Regions from separate parts of the Homo sapiens genome. Here region 1 is linked to region 2. Evidence: read pairs that join two places in POLR2A ChIA-PET (ENCODE). Cell type or tissue: OCI-LY7. All regions are shown on one strand. Links, peaks and the distances in the headings refer to the core of each region. The heading gives the core; the rest is flanking DNA.

Evidence for each region. ChIA-PET counts read pairs that join two places held together with the same protein. Peaks named below come from ENCODE experiments on the same cell type or tissue, not always from the same donor. Only the 100,000 strongest peaks of a DNase experiment are listed, where the experiment ranks them.
Region 1: POLR2A ChIA-PET joins it to region 2 with 6 read pairs; 3 of 35 experiments call an interaction of 5 or more read pairs at or near these places.

Annotation. Positions count from the first base shown.
Region 1 is chr17:59,799,328-59,815,096 of GRCh38, reverse strand. It overlaps VMP1 (vacuole membrane protein 1), which reads right to left. Exons shown (of 12, transcript NM_030938.5): 8 at 6,221-6,301; 9 at 3,311-3,427. Among named protein-coding and RNA genes, the nearest start is that of MIR21, 34 kb to the left of the region's middle. In OCI-LY7, for the core only: no CTCF peak of the experiment used is centred there; no DNase peak of the experiment used is centred there; H3K4me3 peaks cover 1,195 bases; H3K27ac peaks cover 533 bases.
Region 2 is chr17:59,603,976-59,619,744 of GRCh38, reverse strand. DHX40 (DEAH-box helicase 40) reads right to left here. Exons shown (of 18, transcript NM_024612.5): 16 at 14,561-14,630; 17 at 14,071-14,299; 18 at 11,400-12,712. The coding sequence ends at 12,573. Among named protein-coding and RNA genes, the nearest start is that of CLTC, 8.0 kb to the left of the region's middle. RefSeq lists enhancers at 1-57, 1-136, 587-706, 717-766, 604-1,416. In OCI-LY7, for the core only: no CTCF peak of the experiment used is centred there; no DNase peak of the experiment used is centred there.

The DNA of each region.
Region 1 (15,769 bases), core at 8,940-11,439, 190 kb before region 2:
TTTATTAAAGAAGGTTGTCTAATTTTAAGCTGAGGAAAAAGGGAAGAAAGAAAAGCAGACAAGGAGACAGGTTTACTATTAGGGTAGAAAAAAATCGGTGTGTGTGTGGCTTTCCCACTATTATTTCAGAATGGTTAAAATGTTTATATTACTAATATTGTTTACCCACAGAATGAGAAATGTTTGTTACCCTAAGCTACATCTGGATGTACATCAAGTGACATGCCTTTACAAAGCATGTCACTATGATACGATGGAACACAGCAAACATATCCCACGGTCTTAGTTTAGTGAAGGAACTCAGATTCTTTCCTTTCAGAAACATAAATGGATTTTAGCTTTCTTTTTCTTTTTTGCTTCCACATAGATACAGGGAAAGAGCTTTATCTTTACAGAGCTTGGTTGGATTCTAGGGCCTTAGGCAAGTATTTTACCTTCTCTAACACAGTTCCCTCATCTATGAAATGTGGTTAATAACAACCTCTCAAGATTGTCTGCCATGAGATAACTACTGCAAATTACCTTGCACAGGTCCTGATCAATAGCAGGCATTAAACAATTCAGTTTCCTTAATCATATCAATACATTAAAGTTAAGAAGGCAATGCAAAAGAATGGAAAGAACACTGAACTTGAAGTCAAAAGACTTGGGTTCAAATTCCAGCTGTTACTTACTCTCTTAAGCAACTATTACTTATTAACCTCCCTACCTCTGAGAATTACAAAATGGGTATAGTAATTCCTCTATCCCAGGATTATAAGAATTAAATCATATAGATAAGTGCTTTAAAGTGTGAAGTTCCATAAAAAAATCACTCATCGGCCAGGCGCAGTGGATCATGCCTGTAATCCCAGCACTTTGGGAGGCCAAGGCGGGCAGATCATGAGGTCAGGAGTTCGAGACCAGCCTGGCCAATATGGTGAACCCTATCTCTACTAAAAATACAGAATTAGCTGGGTGTGGTGGCATGCGCCTGTAGTCCCACTTACTCTGGAGGCTGAAACAAAAGAATCGTTTGAACCTGGGAGGCGGAGGTTGCAGTGAGCTGAAATCACGCCACCACACTCTAGCCTGGGTGACAGAGAGAGACTCCATCTCAAAAATCAATCAATCAATCAATCATCATAAATTGAAAAAATCTGAGTATGTTTAAATATATACTAGTTTTAAATCTTTCTGAAATGAAAGGTCTGATAAGTTGCATATCTTACCACTACAGATAGGGTACTTATGGCATAATACGTTTTACTATAATTTATAGAAAGGCACTGCATTCAAGAGGTATAAAGCAGGACACATAAAACTTATGGATTACTAGAGAAGTTCTTGTTATGAAATAAAATAATCTGTTATTTTTCCTTAGGTATTAAGGACTGCAAGAAGCTAAATGACAGCTCTCTTCTAGAAACAACTCTAAAGATTAAAGAAAAACCTATTTTCAGATACATTGAAAATAATTTATTATTCACCATATTTTATTATTTGAAAAAATCCTGTATGGTATTAAATCTTTTTTTTTTTTTTTGAGACAAACTCTTGTTGCCCAGGCTGGAGTGCAATGGCACGATCTCGGCTCACCGCAACCTCCACCTCTCAGGTTCAAGTGATTCTCCTGCCTCAGGCTCCTGAGTAGCTGGGATTACAGGCATGCGCCACCACGCTCGGCTAATTTTGTATTTTTAGTAGAGACAGGGTTTCTCCATGTTGGTCAGGCTGGTCTGGAACTTCCGACCTCAGGTGATCCACCCGCCTCGGCCTCCCAAAGTGCTGGGATTACAGGTGTGAGCCACCGCATCTGGCCAGTATTAAATCTTAACCATAGTAACTAGCACTGTAATATTAAAAAACCTGTGTTCGTTGATTGAACAAAATACTTAATTTAAATGGGAGGAAATATATTCTTTGAAGTAGGAAAAACATCATGAAATTCTGAGTGATTATGGCAGGAAAATAGAGGACAGACGCAATAAACTTGACCCAAATGCCAAAATCTAAGATTATAAACTGGATAAGTAGAAGCAGCCGAAGTTTTCCTGTTTCATTCTTCCCTTCTAAGAACTGGAAGTAGAGAGGTATTAACATAGAAACTTTGGGGATAGACACACTTGTAATTATCATGGAATCATACAAGGGCAGAGAACTTCACTGTTCTTTCCTTTCTTTTTTTGAGACAGAGTCTTGCTCTGTTGCCAGGCTGGAGTGCAGTGGCGTGATCTTGGCTCACTGCAACCTCCACCTCCCAGGTTCAAGAGACTCTCCTGCGTCAGCCTCCCAAGTAGCTGGGATTACAAGCGTGCGCCACCACGCCCAGCTAATTTTTGCGTTTTCAGTAGAGACAGGGTTTCACCATGTTGGCCAGGATGGTCTCGATCTCCTGACCTCATGATCTGCCCACTTCAGCCTCCCAAAGTGCTGGGATTACAGGCGTGAGCCACCACGCTTGGTTGTTCTTTCCTTTCTTTTGGTTAATAACGTTCTTTGTTACAAACCATACTGATATAAAACAAATTCTTTCCAGGTTAATTTTTATTTTATTCTATTGAGATCTGCCCTTAGAAGGAAGTAATTCATATCACAGTTCTAGAAGCACATATCCATTTTCCCTTCGTTTAAATTGTTAACCTTTTCTCTCCTCTCTATTCATATATGTGTGCACACACACATACACATGCACACACCCTCCATCCTAAAGATTTTGTTAAGAGTGGCTTTGAGGACTAGCAGATTCTCACTTCTCTGACCACAACCCACATCTCCTCGCCTCTTCAGAGACCCTCTTCTTCCCCATTCTCCTCCCACACTAACATCTGGCTGTTTTTCGGTAAAGGATATTGGTAACATGGGAGGAACTGCTTTACACACTCTATATATATAGAGTATGTGAAAGAAAGTAAGAATTAGTGAATGGCAATATTCTCTCAGCTTGTGGTTGGTAAAACAAAACAAAACAAACAAAAAACTACATTTTTTGGGCTGTGTATATAAAAATGATGTGCATCTTTCTGCACACAAACACTATTTTTGTTTGGTGAAAGTCCTGGATAAATAGTTAAACAGGACAAAAAATAAAGAAAGAAAGAGAGAAAGGAAGGAAAGAAGGAAGAAAGGGAAGGAGGGAGGAAGAAAGAAGAAAAGAAAGAAAACAAGGAGATCACTAATTCCAAATGACATTCTATGTGGTATTACCTAAGTAAGCTACCAACCAAAAAAGCAGAAAGAATAACTAAATAATTCACTTAGGAATGAGCATGTTTCATTGTCTTGTAATGGGTTCATCATCATTAGGCAGTGAATCAGGGGGTATAATTACCTGGATATGCATTTTTATTATTGCTTTTCCAATTAGGGTTGCACCAAAGAAGGTCCAAAAAGGTACCAGAAAGTGTCCACACGTTATTCCAGCCAGATCAAATAAAGGATTTGGAATCTATAGAGAGAAAAAGAAGGACTTCCATATTATAATCCAAAGAACAATTTAATTTTATCACCCATTGATATGTGGTATTCTGCTTTCAGCCTGCTTACACTGCAAAGCAATATATGGGTTCCTTGATCACTACTGGATTGTTCAAAAGGAGGTTAGGCAAACATCCTAATGTGTCTAGAAGCTGGGTCTCATATTCACCTTAGGTGTTCAATCTGCTCACAGCAAACCAAGGTGTCCTTTTGCTTATATTACTCATGGCTAAGGCACTGTGTGTGTGTTTGTGTGTGTGCCCATCACATGAGAACTGGATAAAGTAAGTGGACCTGCAGGAATTTAATCCCGTTCAGTTGATTCCTGGATATTTGGTGGCTGTTTTCTAAGGTGAGGTATGAGTGAAGAAAGAGCCTTAAGATTGTTTCAGCAGTTAGGGTTCTAAAATCTTTAGCTTGAAATGTGAATATTATCTGGAAAGCACTCATATCATTAGCAAATATTTTAATAAATTCTCAAATACATTTATGGGTGGATGTGCTGTTATTCTCAACATAAAATATTAATAATTTGTATTTTATTTTACGAGAGACCAAGTCTGAGGGCTATGTGACACAATTTATAAAGAAGATCAAGTGTGGAAATATGAGATCACACAGATTCAGATGTTTTGAATACTCAGTCCCAGACAAAGAAGTAATTCACAACAAATACCTTTCCCAAACATTCCCACATTTTAAGAATGCTAAAAGACATTTCATGTAAAAATGCAAAGAAGCCACAAGCTGTTTTTGAGCACTTCATCCCTTCTTCTCCTATGAAAGTACTCTGACCTTGTGGCTGTTGGCTGAACCATTAATAAGCCAATTAATTTATATAATTTCATTTTTGAACTTTGAAAGAAAAGCCTAGTTATTTAAAAAATACTTGTCACATATGATCTTTAAAAAAGACATGACTAAATTAGAATTCAAGTATTCCTTTGTTAGTAACACTTGGATTCAATGACTCATTTTTGTTTTTCTCATCCAAATTCAAATGCTTTAGGATTATTTCATCTCTTACAACCATATAATAATATCATTTACACAGCATCACACCTGCTATTTGTTATATTTGCTCATGTGACTCTCATAATTCTATGAGTTATAACTTTTTTTTCCTTTATCATAAGGTTCCAACTCATGTTGAAATGAAAATGAATTTAAAGTATTTAAGATATGTAGGCTGGGCGCAGTGTCTTATGCCTATAATCCCAGCACTTTGGGAGGCCGAGGTGGGTAGATCACTTGAGGTCAGGAGTTCGAGACCAGCCTGGCCAACATGGTGAAACCTTGTCTCTACTAAAAATACAAAAATTAGCTGGGTGTAGTGGTGCATGATTGTAATCCCAGCTACTGGGTAGCCTGAGGCAGGAGAATCGCTTGAACCTGGGAGGTGGAGGTTGCCGTGAGCCAAGATCTCGCCACTGCACTCCAGCCTGGGTGACAGAGGGAGACTCTGTCTCAAAAAAAGAAAAACAAACACAAAAAAAGGATTTAAGATACGTAAATCAGAGTAGCCCTGAGCTAACATCGCTTTAAACAGGTTTTATATAAATTCTTCCTTGTAACTAATACTTGAAACTTTGGAAAAAGACTTCTTATCTATAAATTTGAGGAAAGAATGAAGTCATCCTTATTTGGTTAAATGTAGTTTAATTTGGTTAAATGTAGTATATTCTTCATTGGAAGAATGGATTTTGTCTCTTTTATTCTTACTGATTTAAGCCATTTAGGTCTGAAGTCATCACTACATGATGAAATACTTAAAAGCCAATAAACAAGATGTGAACCTATTCAACAGAAAACAGCTCATTTAATAAGTTGAATTGGGCTGGGTGCAGTAGCTCACACCTGTAATCCCAGTACTTTGGGAGGCCGAGGCGGGCGGATCACGAGGTCAGGAGATCGAGACCATCCCGGCTAAAACGGTGAAACCCCGTCTCTACTAAAAATACAAAAAATTAGCCGGGCGTAGTGGCGGGCGCCTGTAGTCCCAGCTACTTGGGAGGCTGAGGCAGGAGAATGGCGTGAACCCGGGAGGCGGAGCTTGCAGTGAGCCGAGATCCCGCCACTGCACTACCGCCTGGGCGACAGAGCGAGACTCCGTCTCAAAAAAAAAAAAAAAAAAAAAAAAAAAAAAAAAAAAAAAATTAGCTGGGTGTGGTGGCAGTCGCCTGAAATCCCAGCTACTTTGGGAGGCTGAGGCAGGAGAATCGTTTGAACCCGGGAGGTGGAGGTTGCAGTGAGCCGAGATTGTGCCATTGCACTCCAGCCTGGGCCACAAAAGTGAAACTCTTGTCTCAAAAAAAAAAAAAAAAAAAAAAAAAAAAGTTGAATGGGCCAGGTGTAGTGGCTCATGCCTGTAATCCCAGCACTTTGGGAGGCCGAGGCAGGTGGATCACTTGGGCCCAGGAGTTTGAGACTAGCCTGGGCAACATGAGATCCTGCCTCTACTAAAAATATAAAAATTAGCCAGGCGTGGGGGTGCATGCCTGTAGTCCCAGCTACTAGGGAGGCTGAGACAGGAGAATTGCTTGAGCCCAGGAGATGGAGGTTGCAGTGAGCCGAGATCATGCCACTGCACTCCAGCCTGGGTGACAAGAGGGAGACTCCGTCTTAAAAAAAAAAAAAGGTGAATGATTCACAAAATTACATACCCAATAAAAGTGATAGCACTTTTGTTAATTCAGGAGTATATATGGATCAAAATATAACACTACCACTTAGTAAAAGTTCTGTTTTAATACAATTCACTTACTGAAGCACAGGCCAAAATTCCAAAAAATCCAACTTTCTGTACTAGTTTTTGAACTGCCAGTTTGGCCCGGGAGGCAAAGTCCTGTAAAAAGGCAAATTTAGAAACATTAATGAGAAGTAGGAAAAGAAGGAAAGATGGTTCTTTCTAGAGTTTATTAAAGATCTCCCAATCTGATGACACTGATTAATAAGATGAATGATGAAAAAAATTACAGTAGGTTGTTCACTGAAACACAAGTAAAATAATGATAGACTATTACATCCTTAAAGTTAAGCTCTTACCACATTTTAAGAATAAACCAAAACACTGTAAATTTAAATTTAGTATTCTCTCTGGATATTCTAGGGATTAACAAAATACTGTAAACTAACCATGAACCAATTTATTATTTTGGAAACACTGGCCTACAACATCTACCTTTTCCTTTCTTCTATAATTTGCCAGACTTCATGAATACATCTCTGCCGATCACTAGCCAGAAGATGGAAAAAACAGTTATGTGGCAATAAGTAAGCATTCATTATCCCAGAAGCAAAAGAACATCCTACATTTGCACAGCTTGTGCTAGTTTTGTAAAACATTCTCACCATGATTTTATTTGAGCCTTCGATTCTGGTATGTAGGTATAGTGGATATTATTATAACCAATCTATAGACCACAAAACTGCAGCCCAGAAAGGGTAAGTGATCAAGATCATAATGTCAGTTAGGGACAAAGATAGGACATGATTCAATATTCAGACTGTGAAATCAGTGCTTTTTACTTCACTCTGTTACCTCCTCCCATGCTGAAACATGCATTCGGCTGGCTAGTTCTTTCGGCATGTTGATGCTACAAATATTTGACTTTAATTATTTTCTGGTTTTGAAATGGCATATATTCAAATCCAAATTCCAATGAAAATAGTTCATAAGACAAAAAATGAGCTAATGTGTAAATGCTTTATTTTTTGAATGTGTGTAAATGCTTTATTAATAAGTCTTCATATCATAGAACCTCTTCCACTCTCTTTAGTCCAACTTTCTTTTTTTTTTTTTTTTTTTGAGACGGAGTTTCACTCTTGTTGCCCAGGCTGGAGTGCAATGGCGCGATCTTGGCTCACTGGAACCTCCGCCTCCTGGGTTCAAGTGATTCTCTCGCCTCAGCCTTCCCAGTAGCTGGGATCATAGGCACCTGCCACCACGCCCAGCTAATTTTGTATTTTTAGTAGAGACGAGGTTTCACCATGTTGGTCAAGCTGGTCTTGAACTCCTGACCTCAGGTGATCAGCTCGCCTCGGCCTCCCAAAGTGCCAAGATTACAGGCATGAGCCACTACACCCGGCCTTTAGTTCAACTTTCTAAAAGACAATAAAGAGAATATAGAAGGTGGACAGATCCGGCCGGGCGCGGTGGCTCAGGCCTGTAATCCCAGCACTTTGGGAGGCTGAGGCAGGCGGATCACAAGGTCAGGAGATCGAGACCATTCTGACTAACACGGTGAAACCTTGTATCTACTAAAAATACAAAAAATTAGCCGGGCGTGCTGGCAGGCGCCTGTAGTCCCAGCTACTCGGGAGGCTGAGGCAGGAGAATGGTGCAAACCCGGGAGGCAGAGTTTGCAGTGAGCTGAAATCGCACCACTGCACTCCAGCCTGGGCAACAAGAGCGAGACTCCGTCTCAAAAAAAAAAAAAAACAAAAAAACAAAAAAGAAGCTGGACAGATCTATCATAGAGAGGAGAAACAAAGTTTAAAGCCAGAAAAGCAAACTAGTTGAAAAATATAGTTCTCTAATTGGCACAGAATCTGTGTATCCCCACTTACAAAAACATTTTGACAAATAATATTGTGTAGAATAGACCTACCAAATTACCACAGTAGTTAATACTGAAATTAAAGCAAAGAAACAAAAAACCTAACTCTACTTGTTGAAGATGATGAGAAAGTCAAAGAAACCAAACCAATAAACTATATTAAAAAAAAATATGATCAGTCAATATAAACACTTTCAAGTCCAAATACATAGGCTCTCAAAGTTAATCATTAGCTAAACTCTACAACAAAATTTAGCAATTTTATAATTTATTTCCAAAGAGATAATTATTAATTTTTCTTTTTGGGATTAGACTTACTTTTTCACTAAATCAGTTATATCAGATTTAATTTTTTTTTTTTTTTTTGAGACAAACTTTCACTCTTGTTGCCTAGGTTGGAGTGCAATGGTATGATCTTGGCTCACTGCAAACTCTGCCTCCCGGGTTCAAGCGATTCTCTTGTCTCAGCCTCCTGAGCAGCTGGGATTACAGGCGCCCGCCATCATGCCTGGCTAATTTTTGTATTTTTAATAGAGAGGGGGTTTCATCATATTGTCAGGCTGGTCTCGAACTCCTGACCTCCCACCTCGGCCTCCCAAAGTGCTAGGATTACAGGCATTGAGCCACCACCCCAGGCCTCAGATTTAATATTTTTAAACAACTGAACTACTGCAGCAAAGGGTATTTTCTATTTTTATTTAGATTTCTAGCTGAAGGTTAATTTTTTTCTTAGCATCTATTGCATTAAATGTGAAATACTGAGTTTTATTGATTTAAAACCATATAAGAATATATAATCAATCAGTTTTCCTATATAGCTTATTTTAAAAACAAATTACATTTCTATTTCTATTACATTTTATTATTTACTGCTCCTTTTCACTAATCCTATCCTTCTGCAAAATCCATTTATTTTTAACAATTTATACAATTAGTCCCCAAATTACTAAGTTTATAATCCATTTGAAGCACTAAATAAAAACTGGTAAAAAATGTTTTAATTGTCTAAAGTATCAACAGATACTATTAAATTAAAAACTAGTTATGAAATTTTAATTACTATAGCACAAGAATTAAATATATAAAATCAGGAAAATGCCTTCCTTTACAGCCCTTAAAATTTTCATAGCAAATCCACTTTTAAGAGAGGGAAGATTGTATTCAATTGCCAAGAAAAGGTAAAGTAAACAACAAAAAAAGCATACAAATTTTATTTTAAAGACAGCACAATTTTTATAAGTTTTCCAAGTCAGATATATGTGGGAATATTTTTCTATCAGCATTAATGTCACCTTTAATAGACACAATTATAGAAAATTAGTTTTTCTACATTAAATGGTATAGACAAGATCAACAAGTATTGTATTTAGAAGGTCTGGTGTCCTGCTTTCTTTTATATTAATTTCCTTTTTTTTTTTTTGCTTTTATTTTGAGTTTGCCAAAGAGCATTATCTTAATTTTAAGGCTTTAGAATTTTCTATTTATTTAAACCAAGTGACTAAGATTGTGCCATCATTTCAAACTGATGGCATTTTTCTACTCTATAGAATCACATATACACATACAAACTTAAATAGGAAAAGAGGTATAATTATACCAACTGGTTTATATAAAGAAAAAAATGATTAAACATTATGCAGATCACCTAACAATATCAAACATACTTAAGACTACAGAAGAACCAGAAAACATGGTTTAAAAAACATCCTGAAAAGAGGTCAAAACACAGTGATCATTACTAACAAAGAGGAATAACACGTAAGGAGCCATTTTTCCCTTTTAGGGAAGAGTATCTTTGCTTAACGGCAATTAGGCAAGAACGAAAAACAGACTTCTCGTTCTTTCAGATGCCTGGGTGCTCCTCATTAGTTATCCTTAAGGGAGCTTCAACAATCTTTTTTTTGAGCACAAAGAGTTAATCTATCCGAACACGTGAAGCTGAAACCTCCTTTTACCTTTTTTAATTTTTAAATTTGAAGCTGGCATGTATTATAAGGAAAACAAGTAAAGTGCCTTTTTAATGGAGAGCTTTACTTTTTAAAAAGAGTGAAAGTCATCTACTGAAAAAGGATTTCACAAATTTTATTATGTATTTAACATACACAGTGACCATGCTACTTTCAGTTCCCATAATTTTTTCCAGGTCTTTCACAATATTCTCAGAATTTAAATTACATTATATATCAAATAATCTACAAACATTTACTGAAATTATATTAATATGAAGTCTGCACAGTTGTTTTTATTTCAAGAAAATAAACATTAGCATAATATGCAGTTTGATGGACAGTATTTTCTTGATTTTTTTCCTTGCCAGTGTAATGAAAACAAAACCAGGAAAGCACTGCATTGGTATTTTAAAATAGTAAAATAACTAAAGTTTAATGTTTAGATTTGATAAACACGAACATATTTTATTGTTTCTTATTTTAAATTTATTTCACTTTTTTTTTTTTTTTTTTTTTTAGCTGGAGTCTCACTGTCGCCCAGGCTGCAGTGAGTGAAGTGGTGCGATCTTGGCTCACTGCAACATCTGCCTCCCGGGTTCAAGTGATTCTCCTGCCTCAGCCTCCTGAGTAGCTGGGACTACAGGCACACACCGCAACGCCCGGATGATTTTTTGTATTTTTAGTAGAGATAGAGTTTCACCGTGTTGCCCAGGCTGGTGTCAAACTCCTGAGCTTAGGCGATCCACCCGCCTCAGCCTCCCAAAGTGCTGGGATTACTGGCTTGAGCCGGTGCGCCAGGCCCAAATTTATTTTACTTTCAAAGCCACATGTATAAAACTTAGTTATATAGTTTTAACAGCTTTATGTAATAATTTTATTGAAAACATTATTCTTTTATTGTTCAAAATGTTCTATATGTTACGTGCAATTTTGCTTTCCTTGTTGCTCTGTAGTTTTAAAAGTTCTTTGTTTTTCTAAAAACAACTTCAGTATATTTTTTAATTATTTGTATAATTTGGCGGCTCTTATTGTGATTTTAGAATAATATTGTTTATGAACTAAAATATATATATTCTCATTTGCCTTTATAATGAGAATTTTATTCTACGTATATTGTTAATAAACTTGACTCTATTACTCACACACCTAACACCACCAAAAAGCTAAACCAAAACAAAAAAAATCCCTTTTATAAAATTAAAAAAAATTTTAAACAAATTTTGCTGTTCTTTTTAGTCCAAGTAAAATAAAAAAGCTGAGTACAAATACACACCAATAATAAACAATATTTTTAAGAAAAACTAAATAAAAGATTACAAACAAATTGTATGTTAGGTATTCAATGTTCCCATTAAAAGTTAAAAAAATTAATATTTCATTTGAATAGTTTTGGAGTATTGTGGGGAACAATGTAGCATGACCAATTTGATTACTTCCTCACATGTCATTTTTCACTTTTTCAAAAATCCATAAACTAAAAACAAACACCTTTTATTAGTTCCATTTCTCTGTATTTACATTTCACAACTTTTACCTATTTCACAACTTAAGTGCCTGAGATGATAGTTTCATTCTCTAAGTCTACTTAAATATGAAGCATGCATTTACAATTAGCAATTACAAATCATTTTCTACTTTTCTTTTTTCACAAAAATAAAACCAATTATAGGTAAATAAATTACCTTTCCTACCACAACCCATAGTGATTATATATGTAAACCAATCACGCTTCTGAAACAGGAGACGCAAGAAACATTTTCCCAAGCACTACAAGACTAATAAAAAAAAGTCACAGCAATTCCTTATCACTGAATTTCAAGATTAAATACAGAAAGACAAAGCCTTAAACTATGAATATGCCTGTACCATTGTTGCTTCACATTTCTTTTTCTTAAGAAAGATATTTATGATTGAGAGAGAAGAGAAACTACAAGGCTAATAACAGTCTGCAAAATATTGATCTTTGAATCTAATGATGTCAACATGAATGTAAATATACGAAGTAACTTTTATCTTCAAACAGTAACAGTAAACATTTTCATTTTCACGAGGAAGCCATATGAAAAGATCTCTTTAAAAGCAACAGAAGGCCATATGCGGTGGCTCATGCCTGTAATCCCAGCACTTTGGAGGCCAAGGCGGGTGGATCACCAGAGGTCAGGAGTTCCAGACCAGGCTGACCAACATGAAGAAACGTCATCTCTACTAAAAATACAAAATTAGCCGGGCATGGTGGCGCATGCCTGTAATCCCAGCTACTTGGGAGGCTGAGGTGGGAGAATTGCTTGAACACGGCAGGCAGAGGTTGTGGTGAGCCGAGATCGTGCCATTGCACTCCAGCCTGGGCAACAAGAGCTAAACTCTTTCTCAAAACCAAACAAACAAAGCAAACCCAGAAAATTAGCTAGGCGTGGTGGCTGGCGCCTGTAATCCTAGCTACTCAGGAGGCCTAGGCAAGAGAATCGCTTGAACCCGGGAGGCGGAGGTTGCAGTGAGCAGAGATCGTGCCACTGCACTACAGCCTGGGCGACATAAAAAAATGAAATAAAAGCAACAGAAAATCCCTAAACATGTAAAACCAATGCAATGTTACCGAAGATAAATGTATACTTGGTTAATATGTTATGGAAGTTTAAATTACCTGCCTTTATAACCCATTCCAGTCATGTGTGGCTTAACAACTGGCATATATTCTGAGAAATGAGTTGTTAGGCGATTTCATTGTCGTGTGAACATCATGCAGTGTATTTATACAAACCTAGATGTTATATAGCCTACTACACACTTAGGCTATCTAGTATAGCTACCACTCCTAGGCTACAAACCTACACAACCTGTTACTGTACTAAATGCTGTAGGCAATTGTAACACAATGTAAGTATATGTGTATCTAAACATGTTTTTATTTTATTTTGTTTTATTTATTTTATTTTGAGACAGGGTCTCGCTCTGTCGCCCAGGCTGGAGTGCAGTGGCGTGACTTGGCTCAATGCAACCTCCACCTCCTGGGTTCAAGCGATTCTCACACCTCAAACTCCAGAGTACCTAGGACTACAGGTGCGTGCCACCATGCCCAGCTAATTTTTGTATTTTTAGTAGAGATGGGGTTTCGCGATGTTGGCCAGACTGGTCTCGAACTCCTGACCTCAAGTGATCTGCCCACCTTGGCCTCCCAAAGTGCTGGGATTACAGGCGTGAGTCACTACACCTGGCCTAAATATGTTTTTTGTTTTGTTTTGTTTTGTTTTTGAGATGGAGTTTAGCTCCTGTTACCCAGGCTAGAGTGCAAAGACGCAATCTTGGCTCACTGCAACCTCTGCCTCCTAGGTTCAAGCAATTCTCCTGCCTGAACTGGGATTACAGGCACCTGCCACCACATCTGGCTAATTTTTGTATTTGTAGTAGAGATGGGGTTTCACCACATTAGCCAGGCTGGTCTTGAACTCCTAACCTCAGGTGATCCGGCTGCCTCGGCCTCCTAAAGTGCTGGGATTATAGGCATGAGCCACCTCATCCGGCCTAAATATGTTTTTAAATATAAAAAAGGTACAAATACAATATGGTATATAAGATATTTTGGGCCAGGCACAGTGGCTCATGCCTATAATCCCAACAATTTGGGAAGCCGAGATGGGAGGATCACTCGAGCCTAGGACTTCCAGAGCAGCCTGGGTAACATAAGGAGACCAAGTCTCTATAACTAATTAAAAAAAAAAACAATTAGCTGGGTGTGGTGATGCAAGTCTGTGTTCCCAGTTACTCGGGATACTGAGGCAGGAGGATTGCCAGAGCCCAGGAAGTTGAGGCTACAGTGGGCGGTGATCACACCCCTGCACTCCAGCCTGGGCAACAGAGCAAGATGATCTCCCCCTTCAACATACACACACACAAAAGATAAAACTATAGTATAGTAAATATATAAACCAATGACACATTTCATTTACTATCAAGTATTATGTACTATATATAACTGTATGTGCCATACACACACACACACACACACACACACACACACACACATATATATATATATATATATATTTTTTTTTTTTCGAGATGGAGTCTTGCTCTGTCGCCCAGGATGGGGTGCAATGGCACGATCTTGGCTCACTGTAACCTCTGCCTCCTGGATTCAAGCAATTCTCCTGCCTCACCCTCCTGAGTAGCTGGGATTACAGGCACGCGCTACCAGGCCCAGATAATTTTTGTATTTTTAGTTAAGATGGGGTTTCACCATGCTGGCCAGGCTGGTCTCGAACTCCTGACCTCGTGATCTGCCCACCTCAGGCTCCTAACGTGCTGGGACTACAGGCATGAGCCACTGCGCACAGCCTGTATGTGCTATAGTTTTATATGACTGGCAGCGTAATAGGTTTGTTTACACCAGCATCGCCACAAACATGTGAGTAATGTGTTGTGCTACATTACCATGTCACTAGGTGATGGGAATTTTTCAGCCCCATTATGAACTGTCAGACATGCAGTTCATCACTGGCTGAAAGGCTGTTATGTGGCATATGACTGTATATATTAAAACTACTGAGCTAATAATGCTTTCTTTTGGATTTGGAGCTGAAGTGATTTCACAGCCAATATTAAAAGCCTCAGAGCAACTGTTTCAATACTGATTCCTCATGTGTAATGGAAATTTATGTTAAAATATAGTCTATTTGTGAAGCTCTTGTGCCACCTAAAAATTACTTGCTGGTTTCTGCGTGCTAGTCAAATATGCACGCCAAGCAATGAAAACTCTATTAAGCAGAAATGGAATGACTTGTCATGATGACTTAATAATTTAAGTTTTTTCAGCATAGTAGACAATGAGTCTGAAACAATAACTTGTTATTAAGACCCTAATAACGTATCATTAAATATTTTCTAAAATGAAATACATTATACAATTAACTATTATCTTTATAGAAACTGCAATGTAAAACTTTCTGTAATGCAGTTATAACTTCAAATCTTTCTTGAACACAAAGTAAAAAGTGCCTTAATAACTATTTTCTACCCATTATCAGGGCTCTTTGAGTTATTTTAAAAATATAGAGCATTAATTGAATTCAAAGTGAACAAAATATTCTTACTGTTGACTTCCTCAACAATATCACTAAAGTAATTGCTTATATTTTAATTTTGCATATTTGAGTAGGTCCTCTTTAAATAAGCCTTTTTTTTTTTTTTTTTGAGAGGAAGTCTCACTCTTATCCCCCAGGATCTCAGCTCACTGTAACCTCCGCCTCCCGGGTTCAAGTGATTCTCCTGCCTCAGCCTCCCGAGTAGCTGGGACTACAGGGGCCTGCCACCACACCTGGCTAATTTTTGTATCTTTAGTAGAGATGGGGTTTTACCATGTTGGCCAGGCTGGTCTCAAACTCCTGACCTCAGGTGATCCTCCCGCCTTGGCCTCCCAAAATGCTGGGATTTCAGGCGTGAGCCACTGCGCCCGGCCAAGTGAAGCATATTTTTAAGTCACACATTATTTATTGTTATTGAATTATAACATAATAAGGTCACGGGATAAAGACTGTGGTTAGGAAATAAATTCTAGAATTACCAAAAAAGTAGGGATATTGTTGAAATAAAGTGATTGTAAAACAAAGAAAATAGTTAATAAATTTTAAATTACTAGCTATAAGATGTTGGATAACAAAATGCAAACCCATTTAAGAACAAAAAGTGATGAGAACTGAGTTGTGTAACTATTCCTGAAAATGAAACGTTTTAACATCCAGCTGATGGCTTACACGGTTAGATAAAGCCAACTGTAAAATCAGAGATGGTCACTGGTATTTCTATATATAT
Region 2 (15,769 bases), core at 5,382-7,881:
GGGAAACAGAGGAACCGGAGGGACTACTTTTTTAGACTCATCACTTTCGCCAGTCTTCTCTTTCTCCCCCCACTTTTTTTTTTTCATTTTGCCACATCATGCGACTCGGGGCGACCGACGTCACTTCCGTGGGCGCTTTAGGTCCCACCCACGTACTTCCAGGTGCACGTGATACTGATGGGGAAGGGTCGGCTGATTGCTGCCAGAAATGGAGAGCTCGTTTTAAGGAAATGCGGCGTCTCCTGGGAGTGAAGAGGCTTTTGGGCCACCTTGAGGCATGACGGGTGCCGCTTCGTTTCCCTGCGACCGCTGCCTGTTTCGACTGAGCCCCTCACAGGAGGACGTGGCGGGGGCAGACGGGCGCAGCCTCCCGCCCTCTCCGTGACTCAGGGAAACGGCCTCGCCGCAGAGCGCTCCCTCGGCAGCTGGCTGCAGCACTCCTCCCCCGCCGGGCTTCAGAGTGGGTGGTTTCCTACAGCCTAGGGAGGGGGCCTGAAACGGGGTTTAAAATCTTCCCTGCCCTCACACAAGCCCTTCTGACTGTTGGAGAACCTGACGCGCGGATTCTAACTAGAACTGGCACTCTCTTCGGGTGTTAGATAATTAACTCAAAGGACAGCGAAGGCCTTTTATGATGTCTTTCAAGCTGGCCTTATGACAGCTTTTCTTAACGTTTCTGCGGACATTTTGGCGGACTTGTGTCGGCCTAGCTCAGTGATCAGTTTCGTTAAAGAATTTGAGTATCCGAACATTAAAGGATTGGACCTAAATTCTAGCAGGAGGATTTTTAGCCACATCAAATAATTTACGTCTCAAAGATTTAGATAATTAGGGTAAGGATGCTTAGTAAAACCCGAAGGTTCCATCGCGCCACTGCACTCCAACCTGGGCGACAGAGCGAGACTCCGTCTCAAAAAAAAAACAAACAAAAAAAAACCTGAAGGTTCCTGGAGGAAAGAGATGAACTATTAGCCGTGTATTTCGGTGGGACCACCTCAACATAGGTTCCTGTAGGTTAGCAATGTAGAAATGTAGCGCTTCAAAGCCGGAGCATCCTGTCTTCAAAGAGCATGAAGGTATCAACGGCATTCATTGTCGATTAATAATAACCTTTCTGGTACTTTCTTGCTAAAGTATAAGCCATAATAATATTTCATAATCGCACCAATACAATAAAGGATGAAAGACGTTAGTTCTGTGCCTTTTATCTTTGTAAGAGAGGTGATTCTCCCCCCCCACCCCCCGCCCCGCCGAAAGAGAAAAGCTCAAGTCCACAATAATTATTTTTAGTGTCCTTTTCAGTTAAAGGACATAAAACCCTATTGGGTAGACGATAGTTTTGTATGCTAAGCAGTTTAGGTTACAGTGAGAAGTTTGCCAATCATTTTAGTTGCTTTTAGTGTTTTTCCCTTTACTTAACTGTCTCACATACTGAGCATGAGAGAAGAGTCTGGCAGGTAAGAGGGCAAAGATTGTTCTGCAAAGAAAAGCCTTGCCACCATGTTGTAAGAGTGAATATTTATGCTTGCAAAATTTCTTTTTGTATTGTTAAGCTAAATACACGAAGATCCTCTGTTCCGCAACATTTGAAATAACCTAATGCCAGTCTAGTAATAACTGCTTTAAACCCTTTTTGGAAGTAGACAAATTCTAAATTAAAATTCTAAGGGAGTAATTGTTTTATTACAGTAATTCAATAGCTTGATCAAGTCACCTTTTCAATCTCAGAATCCGGAGATAAAAGAGCCGTATCATGAATGGGCCACCAAAATTTAATTAGTGTCTGGCATTTTCATACAGACCCTGTAACTTTAAGTACATTTAGAATCCCAAAAGCAGTTGATTTTAGCTATTTGGAGTGGAATATCTAACCAAAAAGTGCGCTGAGGTTGTTAGTGACTGCTACGTCATCACACATAGAAATTACACTGTTTTGAGAAATAATTTAGGAAGAGGAAAAATAGATCGTGATATCCTGGGTCATTTTGAAATGATCTTCAAATTAATCCAAAAATTTTCAAGAGAAAAAAAAAGTCAAGATGATAAACATTAAAAAAAAACCCTATGCCTTTTTAAAGATGAATAATTTGAGTAGGGTAATAAGAGTTTTTTTTTTTTTTTAATGGGAGTCTGCTGTTCTTGGTAACAGTATAAAGGCAGTTTCACTGGTTTCACTGGTTTAGTTACCTAAGCAATACCTGAATGGCACTGTTTTCAGACATTACCTCAAGTTAGAAGGGAGAACAGATAACCTAATAGACCAGGAAGCAAATCCTACTACCCAGAATGGCTTTTTCTACGATACAGTATGACATAGTCTTTTAATAAGACAATGCTATGAATGATCACTCTAGCTTTTGGTTTCAGAAAATGTTTTAGCAAGGTAGCCATGTTAATCAATGGTGAAGTGAAAGCTATTTTAGTTGGAATGCTCATCAACAGTAGACTATCATGAGTCACAGCAAGTGCCATTAGCAAAAACTACATTGCTTGGTCTGTTATTTTGAGGACTGCTAGTTTCTGAAAACCTATACAAGAAACCTGTGTTGTGTCACTAATTTTAATGTTATGCCAACAATTAGGATGGAGATATATACATATATATATATATATATATATATATATATATAAACACTCAATAGAATGACACCTCAAAACACAAACAAAAAACAAAAAAAAAAACAACCCCTTTCACTGTAGGATTTCTCCATTAGCTGTTCATCTTCAAGCAGCCCTAGCACTAATGCCCCTGCCTTTTAAAAACTTGACCTTTTAAAAACAGCCTGAATTCACTGCACTGCAAAAGTCACAAAGAAAAGGCATATCTCACATACTCAGAAATTAATTTTAAAGCAGAACTTTAATCCACTGTACCAAATGTTTACAATTCAGATTCCAATAAAGCCATAAAGGACATACTTTAGTATTATCCAAGTAAGATACTTGGTTTTGCCATTTAAACAGTAGCTTTGAAGCATCTCAACCCCCTGGGGCCACTGATATGAATCCCAGCAGGATTAGACTGGCTAGGTCTTTATTTTTTCATGCAAGATAAGGAGCAGCCTATCAAATGCCAGTAAACAAATGTACAAGTCACTGACTATCGGCAAGGCTCCCCGCTCCAAAATGAAGAAAAGAAAGCAGCATTTACAAAGCAAGAACAATTTTTTTTTTTTGAGACGGAGTCTTGCTCTTGTCGCCCAGGCCAGACTGCAATGGTGTGATCTCGGCCCACCACAACCTCCGCCTCCTGGGTTCAGGCAATTCTCCTGCCTCAGCCTCCCGAGGAGCTGGGATTACAGGCACCAGCCACCATGCCTGGCTTATTTTTGTATTTTTAGTAGAGACAGGGGTTTCACCATGTTGGGTAGGCTGGTCTTGAACTCCTGACCTCAGGTGATCTGCCTGCCTCAGCCTCCTCAAGTGCTGGGATTACAGGCATGAGCCACCACACCCAGCCCCACAAGAACAAAATTTTAATGGCATTTTAATTTTACTATGAAACGTACTTTACTCTTGACATCCACTGCGCAGGCTTGTTTTAAACCTTTAAATATTTAGACAAGTTTTATAACGTACGATGGATAGCAATAAGATCTATAGTGAATCTTTACTTTGTATCAGCATTGGGCATGTTCCAAGTGAAAAGCCAAGACTAGCTTTGTGGGGATCCAATGTAGAATGAAGTCACATTATATAGGGCCCACCCATGTTTTTGAAGGGTTAAATAAGACCCTGGCAGAGGAATGAAGTGGTTCATGACATTACCTTAAAAAGCCATTTCACAAAAGTTGGTTTAGGCAGGACATGGTGGCTCAGCCTGTAATCCCAGCACTTTGGGAGGCCGAGGCGGGCGGATTACCTGAGGTCAGGAGTTTGAGACCAGCCTGGCCAACATGGTGAAATCCCACCTCTACTAAATATACAAAAATTAGCCAGGCACCGTGGCAGGTGCCTGTCATCCCAGCTACTTGGGAGGCTGAGGCAGGAGAATCGCTTGAACTTGGGAGGTGGAGGTTGCAGTGAGCCGAGATCACACCATTGCACTCCAGCCTGGGTGACAGAGCGAGACTCGGTCTCAAAAATAAAATAAGTTTCTGGATGCCTTCAATTTCCCTTTTGTTTTTTGAACCCCCCTGCCTATTTCCCTTTCAATTCTAGACAAATTAAAGGAAACATTCCTATTATAAGCATACTTTTATATAGCACTTTTAAGAAAGGTGTTTATTAATAGGGGATTTCATATCAGAGGATCAGATAAATATGTCTTCATTTGCCACTCTACAGTGTGCCACTGCACTCCAGCCTGGGAACAGAGCAAGATTCCGTCTCAAAAAAAAAAGCTAGTTTAAATATAGCAATTCACAGAACATTGTGGATAGGAAAACCCAGGAGGATTTTAACCCTGCTGATCAATAGGGAGTCAGATGCCATGTCACAACATCTTGCAACAAAAGTCACAAGAAGCTTGAGAGCATCTATAGAATGAAGAGGTAATGAGGGTGAGAGTGTGGGATTAATTGTTAAGGGCTATTTCTTTTTTCTATTTCTAAATATGTAGAACGTTCTGTGTTCACCTCCTAGAGTTACTACTGTCTCCAAAGCAAAACATGACCCACAGATATGTTCCCTTGGGAAATGTAGAGTTTTGCCACTCTAGGGATAGTTCTGCCAGTAGCAGTGTACATCTGCAGCCTTGTTAATGGTAGTAAACTCTCACTTCTTCGCAACAGAATAGCTAAGGACTGAGATTTGGTAAAGTTTTGGTTAACTCAATAATAAAGTTTTAAGGAATAATTAATTTCTTCAACAAATATTTTCCAGTACCTGCAATGTAAAATTAAATACTCAATGTTAAATTATTTTGTAAAGCCTTTTTTGAAAAAAAAAAATTGATATAGGGAAAGCAGTTCTGAACCTTAAAGGCCTCAGATTCATCAAAGTGAACAGTTGTTGTATAGTACTCCTGCAAATGTAACCTAATCTGAGTAGTACCAAACCTAGGCAATACTAGGAATTACTTTTTTTAAAATGCCATACCTCATCCTGTCATGACTACTAAAAGTAGATTACTATGTAAATCAAACAAAATACCTGGTTATTTTCTTTTCCTGGTTGCTCATATTCCAAATAACTATGAGTTTAATGTTGTATAGTATAAAATCCATACAATTACTTTTCATTCCACAACACTGCAGTGATGAAAAGTATGCAGCATTCATATAAGCCTACCTTAGATTTATTGATATAAATTGTTTTTCTTTTCCGAGTCAACCTTTAAACCTAAAAGTTTAAAGAGTCATGAAAAGGTCTCCTTAGGTTAACTCCACCAACCAGTCAAATATGTAGTCCTCCATTATCCACAAGGGATATATTCCAAGACCTCTACAGAGGATGCCTGAAACCACAGCTAATACTGAACCCCATACAGTATACACTATGTTTTTTCTATACATATATACCTATGATAAAGTTTAACTTATAAATTAGGCACAGTACGATATTAACAATGAAAATAGGACAATTATAACAATGTACTATAATAAAAGTTATATGTGAATGTGGTCTCTCAAAATATCATTGTAGTTACCTATTTTTGGACATAGTTGAACACAGGTAACTGAAACATCAGAAAATGAAACCTCAGATAATAAGGGACTACAATATAAAGCATTCTACATGCATGGTGAAAATAAAAACTAATGATGAAGACAGCTGTTACAGTCTATTTTAGTTACTATATAGTTGACCCATCAGATCAGATGGAGAGATAAGATTATACTCATTACTGAGGAAGGCTTAAACATTCCATTATTAATTTATTAAAAAAATTTAACCTTTGCACAGAAGTGATAAAAATTCCATTTTTAAAAAAGGAACTAAATGAAGTAGCAGACACGTACACAATGGCACATGATAAAAGGAAAATCCCGGCCCAAGCTACTTTAAAATTTTTCTATCTGTAGGAATGAGTGACACTCAAATTATTCTCCATTTGACTTACTAGTGTTAACCCAAGATACAGAATGGACATTGCAAAACCCTTCCAAAAAATCCTTCTCAAAGTGACACCAAAACCTTTCCATTGTTTACATCTGGTTCCTCTCCCCAACCCCACAAATTGTCTTTTTGTTTCAGTGCAGGTCCTACTCTTCCCTCAAAGACTCAGCTTAAAATCCATTTATCGGCAAGGCACGGTGCCTCACGCCTATAATCCCAGCACTTTGGGAAGCCGAGGTGGGTGGATCACTTGAGGTCAGGAGTTCAAGACCATCCTGGCCAACACGGTGAAACCCCGCCTCTGCTAAAAATACAAAAATTAGCTGGGTGTGATGGCGGGCGCCTGTAGTCCCAGCTACTCAGGAGGCTAAGCCAGGAGAATTGCTTGAACCGGGGAGGCGGAAGTTGCAGTGAGCCAAGATGGCGTCATTGCACTCCAGCTTGGGCAACAGAGTGAGGCTCTGTCTCAAAAAAAAAAAAAAATTCAATTTACCTTACTTCTCCAGCTATTAAAGCATTTATTGATTACATGACCCATTTAATTTGAAGCCTAGGCTACTTTATGTTGTTAGTAATCGCATCTGGAGTTGGCACAATCATTTATAAATACCTCCCATATACAAAGCACCAAACTGGGTGCTAGGCTGTATTTTGGGTTCACTCATCTCATTTCCTGTATTTTAGCTGAGAACCAAGTAATAATATTAATAGGTGGGAAAAATATGTGGATTTTATCTGGACAAAGAATGTGACTAATCATTGTCGTTTTTTTCTGAGACAGAGTCTTGCTCCGTTGCCCAAGCTGGAGTGCAGTGGTGCGATCTCGGCTCACTGCAACCTCCACCTCATGGGTTCAAGCGATTCTCCTGCCCCAGCCTCCTGAGTAGCTAGGATTACAGGCACGTACCACTGCACTCAGTTAATTTTTTGTATCTTTAGTAGAGACGGGGTTTCACCATGTTGGCCAGGCTGGTCTGGAGCTCCTGACCTCGTGATCCGCCCACCTCGGCCTCCCAAAGTGCTGGGATTACAGGTGTGAGCTACCATGCCCAGCTGTGACTAATCATTTTCTTTGAAAAATCTTTAACAGCTTCACAAGGGAATTTTGTATTATTCATGTATTAAGTTTAAAGGAACAGCTAACAAGTAATAAGGATTACTTTAAAAATCTTTGGGTGATTAAAGATTACTATTTAAATTTATTGATTCCTTGATATTATGTTTAGTCTCATCAACTCTGCTATGAAGAAAAAGTAAAAGCCAGAAAAATCTGACATTTCATTAAGACCTCTTCTTGCAAATGAAGTGATCATTTAAGTTAGAATGGGAATATTAAAAAGTAGCTTTTCTAGATTCAAATACAAGTGGTAAAAAACTGAAACTGGTGGGCGTGGTGGCTCACACCTGTAATCCCAGCACTTTGGGAGGCCAAGGCAGGCGGATCACTTGAGGTCAGAAGTTTGAGACCAGCCTGGCCAACATGGGAAACCCCATCTCTACTAAAAATACAAAAATTAGCTGGGTGTGGTGGCACGTGCCTGTAATCCCAGCTACTCAGGACACTGAGGCGGGAGAATCATTTGAACCTGGGAGGCGGAGGTTGCAGTGAGCCGAGATCATGCCACTGCGCTCCAGCCTGGGCGACAGAGTAAGACTCCATCTCAAAGAAAAAAAACCTGAAATCAAAACAATAATCCAGTCATTCCTTAGTATCAGCTGGGGTTTGGTTCCAGGACTTCCCCCTGAGGATACCAAAATCTGGTTGATGCTGAAGTTTCTCATATAAAATGGGTAGTGTCTGCATATATGCACATTTTCCTGCATACTTTACATCATATCTAGATTATTTATAATATCTAATACAATGTAAATAGTTGTTATACTCTTTTTTTCTTTATCTTTCATTATTGTATTATTTTTATTGGATTTTCTTTGGAATATTTGAAATCTGTGGTTGGTTGAATCTGTGGTTGTGGAACCCCAGATACTGAGCCCCCAGATACAGGGGGCTGACTGTATTTGCTGACATGTGAAATTTGAATTTCATTCTCCATAGTTTTATTGGAACAAAGTGATATTCATTCATGTACTGTCTGTTGTTGCTTTCATACTACAACATCAGAGTAGCTGCAACAGAAATTACATGTCCAGAAAGCCTAAAATATTTACTATCTGGCTTATCAAATTCAAATCAGATAATTTTATTATTCCCTACAGTTTGAACACATGGAAAAAGCATTAAATATCTAAATATGTAAATTAAGATAATGAGGCACCTTTTTGTCAATAATTAGAAGACTGAGGAACTATGAGGTGTAGTAAGACTGGCATTTTCATATATTGCTGGTTGGAATATGAACTGGTTCATCTGTTCTGCTAAATAGGAGTACACATCAGGAATCTCAGAAATCACTTTCACTGCTGTAGGATTCAACAGTAAGAACATATCACAATTTATTAAACCTTTTCCCTACTGATATAGCTATATATATATGTGCTGTTTTCAGATTTCTATTAGCAACAATGGTGTATTTCACATTGTAATGAATGCTGTATTTAACATTTTTAATGTATTTATCATCAGCAATTAACGCTAAATCTATAGGAGTCCAATTTTATGAGGCACAGAATATTGTATATAGTCTGAGAGTTCCTAGTCTAGAGAAACCCCTAAGTCTAAATGTGGACTTACTGGGTCCACCCTAAGTAAACAAAACTAGTATCACCAATAAGCGGCAAATGCCATGTACCTCCAGATGTGATACGCTAGTCAAAGACCACCTACGTCTAGAGGTGGACTTACTAGGTATCAGGTTGTACACAGCTTCAACTTTACTAGATATTGCCAAAATGTTCTCTAAAATAAGAGCTGGCCTGGGCATGGTGGCTCACGTCTGTAATCCCAGGATTTTGGTAGGCCAAGGCAAGAGGATCATTTGAGCCCAGGAGTTCGAGACCCAGCCTAAGCAACATAGTGACACCCCATATATACAAAAAATGAATTTTAAAACAACCAGTCGGGTGTGTTGGCACACACCTGTACTCTCAGCTACTCAGGAGACTAAGGTGGGAGGACTGCTTGAGCCTAGATCAAAGAAGTAGTGAGCCATGATCATGCTGTACTCCAGCCTGGGCAACAGAACTGTATGAAAAATTAATTAATTAAATAAAAGCAATTTATTCTTCACCACCAACACTTTTCAGGAGTATTAATTATTGCTAATCTGATGGAAATGAATGCCGTCTCCCTAATTACAAGTTAGGTTCATTGTCTTTTATTTACTGACCCTTCCTCCTGTTTCCCCTTTTATAAAAGGACCGACCATGTCCTTTGCCCATTTTTCTATTATAACATTTGTCAGCTGGATGCAGTGGCTCATGTCTGTAATCCCAACACTTTGGGAGGCCGAGGTGGGCAGATCACGAGGTCAGGAGTTCAAGACCAGCCTGGTGAAACCCCGTCTCTACTAAAAACACAAAAAAATTAGCCAGGCGTGGTGGTACGCACCTGTAATCCCAGCTACTCGGGAGGCCGAGGCAGGAGAACTGCTTGAACCCGGCAGGCCGAGGTTGTGGTGAGCCGAGATCGCACCATTGTACTCCAGCCTGGGCAACAAGAGCAAAACTCCGTCTCAAAAAAAAATTTGTTTTTGATTCTGTTTTGTTTCATTTAGTAACTTGAAGGTGTATTCCCATTCTTCTAAGAACAAACTCCTCCATAAAACCCACCTTTCCTGCAAGGCTGCTTCCATGTTCTTGCCTTAACTAGATCCAGCATTCCCTTGATACTACTGCTCTCACAGTCCTCTCAATGCAAACTGAGATACAGAAATTTTTTATCAATAACACTATCACAATTATCCCAAAACTGTAATGATGTCCTTCCCTTCTAACAAATCCATAAAATAATTCCAAATTCTATAGATTGGTTTACAAAGCCTTCTGTAATCTGACCTTAACAGTTTGAGCCACCTACTCTCCTATATATATTCTATGCACCAAGTAAACTCAACTGTTTGCCACCATCTCAAACACCCCCTGGGCTTTCTATAAATACTTCTCTGTCTTGATCCATGCTCTTCTTAGCACCCACCCGTTTATCAGACATTCATCCTTCAAGGAAAACTCTTCCTTACAATATAATACCAACAAATATAGAAAAGAATTAGAAAAAAAAATCACCATTTTGCAGCCATAAGAATAAAATGGATTCAGGCAAGAATCATCAATTGATGGTAAATACAAAATGTCATATTTTATGAGGAACGAGATATTTTATATAATGTCAAAGTATCTCTCCCTCAAATTATTTATGAATTATAAGGATAACCAGGTTGATATAATTTAAAAAGCACCCTAATAAGTAATTAACATTAATAACACCAGCAAGGGGAAAATGCCATGTACCTCCAGACGTGATACCATGACACTATTACTTATGCAGTATTCCAGTTAAAAATGCATAACCATGAAGAAACATTGGAGAAACCCAAATTGAGAACATTCTATAAAATAACTAGCTTATATTATTTTAAAATGTTAATGTTGTGAAAGACAAGGACTGAGGACTTTTTCCAGATTAAGAGACTAAATACAATACGTGATCCTAGACTAAATCTTGAACTACAGAAAAATGCCATAAAGGACATTACTGAAACAACAGATATAATTTGAGTGTGAGGTGTAGATTCAGAATATATGCTTAATATTTACTAAACTAGAAGAGCTCTCATTCCAAGAATCCACACACTCCCACCACATCTGAGGATATGCCCTTATACAATACACCTGAGAAGAGAAACTGACAGAACTAAATGATTAATATGTGCTAATAACAGTGTCTAGAGCACTAAAGATAAAAATGAACAAATTAGGCCAGGCGCGGTGACTCACGCCTGTAATCCCAGCACTCTGGGAGGCAGAGGCGGGCGCATCATGAGGTCAGGAGATCAAGACCATCCTGGCTAACACGGTGAAACCCCGTCTCTACTAAAAAATACAAAAAATTAGCCAGGCATAGTGGTGGATGCCTGTAGTCCCAGCTACTCGGGAGGCTGAGGCAGGAGAATGGCGTGAACCTGGGAGGCGGAGCTTGCAGTGAGCCAAGATCATGCCACCGTACTCCAGCCTGGGCGACAAAGTGAGACTCCGTCTCAAAAAAAAAAAAAAAAAAATTAACAAATTAAAACACTGGAAAGGTTTAGAGAAACCATCATCACTCACCTTACTTTAGGGACAAATACATGAATTTGGGTCCTTGTGATTTTTGATAAAGATTTCAAGTTTCTATTATTGAACATAAAACTAGATTCCAAAGGAAATAACTAGAAGAGTTACCGATAAAAAATTTAGATTCTTAATTTTTACACAAAATATCTAAAAACACACATTATACTGTCTTTTGAATTTTAATGACACTAATAGCTTTATTTAACAAACACTGAGTGACTACTATGTGCAAAGCACTATGCTAGGTGCATGAAAGATACAAAGATGAAAAAAGACACAGTCCCTGCCCACAAGGAGCGTATAATCTAGTGAGGGAGACAAATACACAAATAACTAGAATACAAGGCAGTAAACAAGAGTGGGCAAGTGCTGAGTGTGGCCTGAGTGTGATACTAACTAGCCTCAAGGTTCCAATTTGAAACACGATGAAATAGTGTTGTCTGCTTCGAAAATCCCATCCCAAGTTTGGCATAATGGAAGTTAAATGGCCCTACCCAAACAGGTGGAAATAACAGAGTAGGCCAGGTGGAGGCGCTGTTTGAAAGTACTATCACACCTACATACATGGTGCTGATATAAGTACGTAGGTACAGCTAAAAAAGAACTTATATATATATATATATCATATATATATATATCATCTGTCCTTTGGTTAATGGCTATAGCTACTGTTTTAAACAATATACTTTTATATAAAAAGGAATTTGTATAATCCCAGAAAAATCAATTTAAGGATTAATATTAATTCAAGAAAGAATCCTGCCATAGGCAATTTTATTTACTAATTGATTAAGTCTTTTCTCTAAATATCTATAAAGCTCTGTAGCAATTAAACAGTTAGACATCTAAGTATTGCTGAGTAGAAACCTCTTATGTTCAGCCTTCTGAAATAAATGGTCACATACCTGATATATAGCACTATTCTAACAGCAACAAGAAGGCCTTAAAGAGATTTTAAGAAAAATAATTTTTAATGCTTCAATGCAAATGGAGTACACGCTGATTAAATACAACTCAATGTTCTTTGAAAACATCTCAATGACAGCGTTTGATACCAGTTAAGGCCAGCAAAATTGTACTGAGGAAAATATTATTACATGTACTGTCTTTCATTGGTTTCATGTATCATTGCTTATGACTATGGCAACCAAATCTTTTCTTTGACAACTGCATTTATGGGAACTGATGAGCTTTGATTTATGAGCTTTGATTTGCTTTTAGTTCATAGGCCAATAACAAGTGCTGACCACCTCCTCTTGGTAGTGCTGTCTGAAATAACTGGCAAAGTAGAAGCACATTTCCTGGCTCCTTTTCCCACTTCCTGAATTGGAGGGTTCACCACCTTAGCCTGTTTCCTTTCGTGTGTCACTGTGGTCCTGGGTCCTCTGCTGCTTTCTCTCAAGGAAACGAGCCCGTGCATCAGATATGGATTTGTCATCATTTCTTCTTTGCATTTTCTTTAAGACGTCTTTCGATATTCCATCTGAAAACATTACAAATTAATCCAATAAAACTTAGCTTTGAGATTCAGTACTAGAAATGTTAAGAGAAAGAGAAGCCCTGATTTTTCAGTGTTAACAAAGTAAAAACAATAAAGAGAAAAATTAAATTTTGCCCTTTCAAAAGCAATGTAGTCTATGGTTACAAAATTAAGAGCACCAAGGCCAATGAGTCAGAAAAACTGACCCTAATTCAAGCATGTGGCAGTGTTATTACACTGTAATAGAACACCTAGTGGCTAAGATTTCTTTTCTTTTTTTTTTTTTTTTTGAGACGGAGTCTCACTCTGTCGCCCAGGCTGGAGTGCAGTGGCGCAATCTCGGCTCACTGCAAGCTCTGCCTCCTGGGTTCACGCCATTCTCCTGCCTCAGCCTCCCGAGTAGCTGGGACTACAGGCGCCCGCCACCACACCCAGCTAGTTTTTTGTATATTTAGTAGAGACGGGGTTTCACCGTGTTAGCCAGGATGGTCTCGATCTCCTGACCTCGTGATCCGCCCGCCTTGGTCTCCCAAAGTGCTGGGATTACAGGCGTGAGCCACCATGCCTGGCCTCCCTAGTGGCTAACATTTCTAAAGATTTTTCTATGATTTATTCGGCAAAACTCTTCACCATTCCATTTTGCAGTGATGTCAAATAAAGAAAATACAATATGCTTCATCATTCAGCCTCAAAAAGCTTTACTAAGAAGTTTTCTGTGTATGTGAGCTGAAAAACTTTCTGTCCTATTTCAGTACCACAACTATTTATGCCTCCCAACCAGGGTCCTAATTATTTCATAGAAAAAGCCCCTTGGATATACAAACTTAGCCAGGCGTGGTGGTGCATGCCTGTAATCCAGCTACTCAGGAGGCTGAGGCAGGAGAATAGCTTGAACCGGGAGGCAGAGGCTGCAGTGAGCCAAAATCACACCATTACACTCCAGCCTGGGCAATAAGAGCAAAACTCCGTCTCAAAGAAGAAAGAAAAAGAAAGAAAGAAAGAAAAAGCCCCTTGGAAACAAAGGGGATTCTGAGTTAATAATGCATAAATCATCACTTTTTTTTTTTTAGAGATAGTGTCTCACTCTGTCACCCCCAGGCTGGAGTGCACTGGTGAAATCACAGTTCACTGCAGCCTCAAACTCCTGGGTTCAAGCGATCCTCCTGCATCAGCCTCCCAAGTCACTGGGACTACAGGTGCACACCAACATGCCTGGCTAATTTTTATTTTTATTTTGCTAGAGATGGGATCTCACCACATTGCCCAGGTGGGTCACAACATTTTTATAAACAAAAATAGTGAAGTACTACTGGGAAGCAGTATGGCATAGTGGTTAAGAGTAGAACAAATGATTTACTCACCCTTTAGCTGCTTTACATTTTCCTTATTTGTCCATCTCCTTCTTGCATCTTCTCTCACTTCACGTCGGGCCACACTGCTCAAATCATGTGCATTAAATTCATGCAACTTGGGTAACAAGTCTCTTACCCATTCATAACGGATTGGGCATACAATTCTTGCGTAGACTTTGGTGGTAACCAATACCTCATGAAAAATGATCCATTCAAGTTTGGTTTCCTGTTCATGAAGCTATACAAAACATTTCTTTTAATGATGGTAACTCAATAACCTGCCCTATTCCACATTAAACCAACCAAATAGTCCAAATCCTTCTCAATTAATTCCTATCTTCTTCAAACAGGAGGCACAGGCCAACCAATACCCTTATAGATCTATGTAATATAGATATATGTAAATTTAACTCCAAAGTGAAAAGTAGAAGACATTTGTATATTACTTATTTCTACAACTTTACAAATTTCTTCCCTTTATTAAAAATGAAGTACTTACTGCTGAGGAAGGATGAATGTGAACTGGGCTTCCACGACCATCCATTGTGCAAAACGTTCTCCCAACAGATCTATAAACAGAAAAACAAAATGATAAAGACTACAACAGTAAAGCAATGAAGTAAATGGAGCATTACATTCAGCAATGAACAATTACAATATGTTCTACTACAAACAGCATTATAAGCAGAGGTTTACATTTATTCAACTGTCACTACAAGCTCTCTACCAATTCATCTTAAATTAATTATACAGGTTAAACAGTCACTACAATTAGGTATAAGTCACTACAATTAGGTATAAGGAATCAGTACAAATATTAACAATAATCTATGAGCTTTGAGAGCCAGGAACTTTATTAAAAAGTCAAAACTAAAATTCAAATAAATTAGCTAGACTTCTCAAGATCACCAGCGCTAACGCATGGTAAAACCAAGTCCTAAACAGTTCTTCTGACTTAAATATGGTTTCTTTATGTTATACTATGCTGCATCTCTTTTTAAAGGGATGATTTTTTCACTACTCTAAAACTTGACAATTAATCTATCATTTTTCCGATTCATGCCCTTATTTTCTTCTACATTACCCTACCTAAATGTCATTCCAAAAAACTTGTCAAAAAAATAAACCTAGTTCATTTGTCATAATTTATTTCCTATAGTACTTTGTATATATTCATAGTATAACCCAGATCAGACTGCACTGTAATTATTCACTTACATATCTGTACCCTCCATTAGACTCAGGTATCATCAAGAATGATGTAAGGACTCATGTTACTCTACTTTTCTATTTTTAGTACCTGCCCAGTGTTTGGCATACAGAGGGTAACCAAGATATACCATATTTTTAAAAGTGTGAAACAATCTAAATTTACAGAAAAGTTGAGAGTAAAAAAATTTTTACCTGAATCATTTGACAGCAAACTGCCAACCTAATACCCCATCATCCTCAAATACTCGACTGTGCACTTCTTACAATCAACAATCAAGAACATTCTCCGACATGACTATAACCATCAAAACCAGGAAATTAACACTGATACATTACTAACAATTAATCCTCAGACCCCACTGACATTTCACCAATTTGTCTTAATAATATCCTTTATAGCAAAAGGATGTAATTCAGAATCATACATTGCCTTTATTTTTCATTTCCCTTTGGTCTCCTTCATTCTGGAATACTTCCTCAGTCTTTGACTTTCATG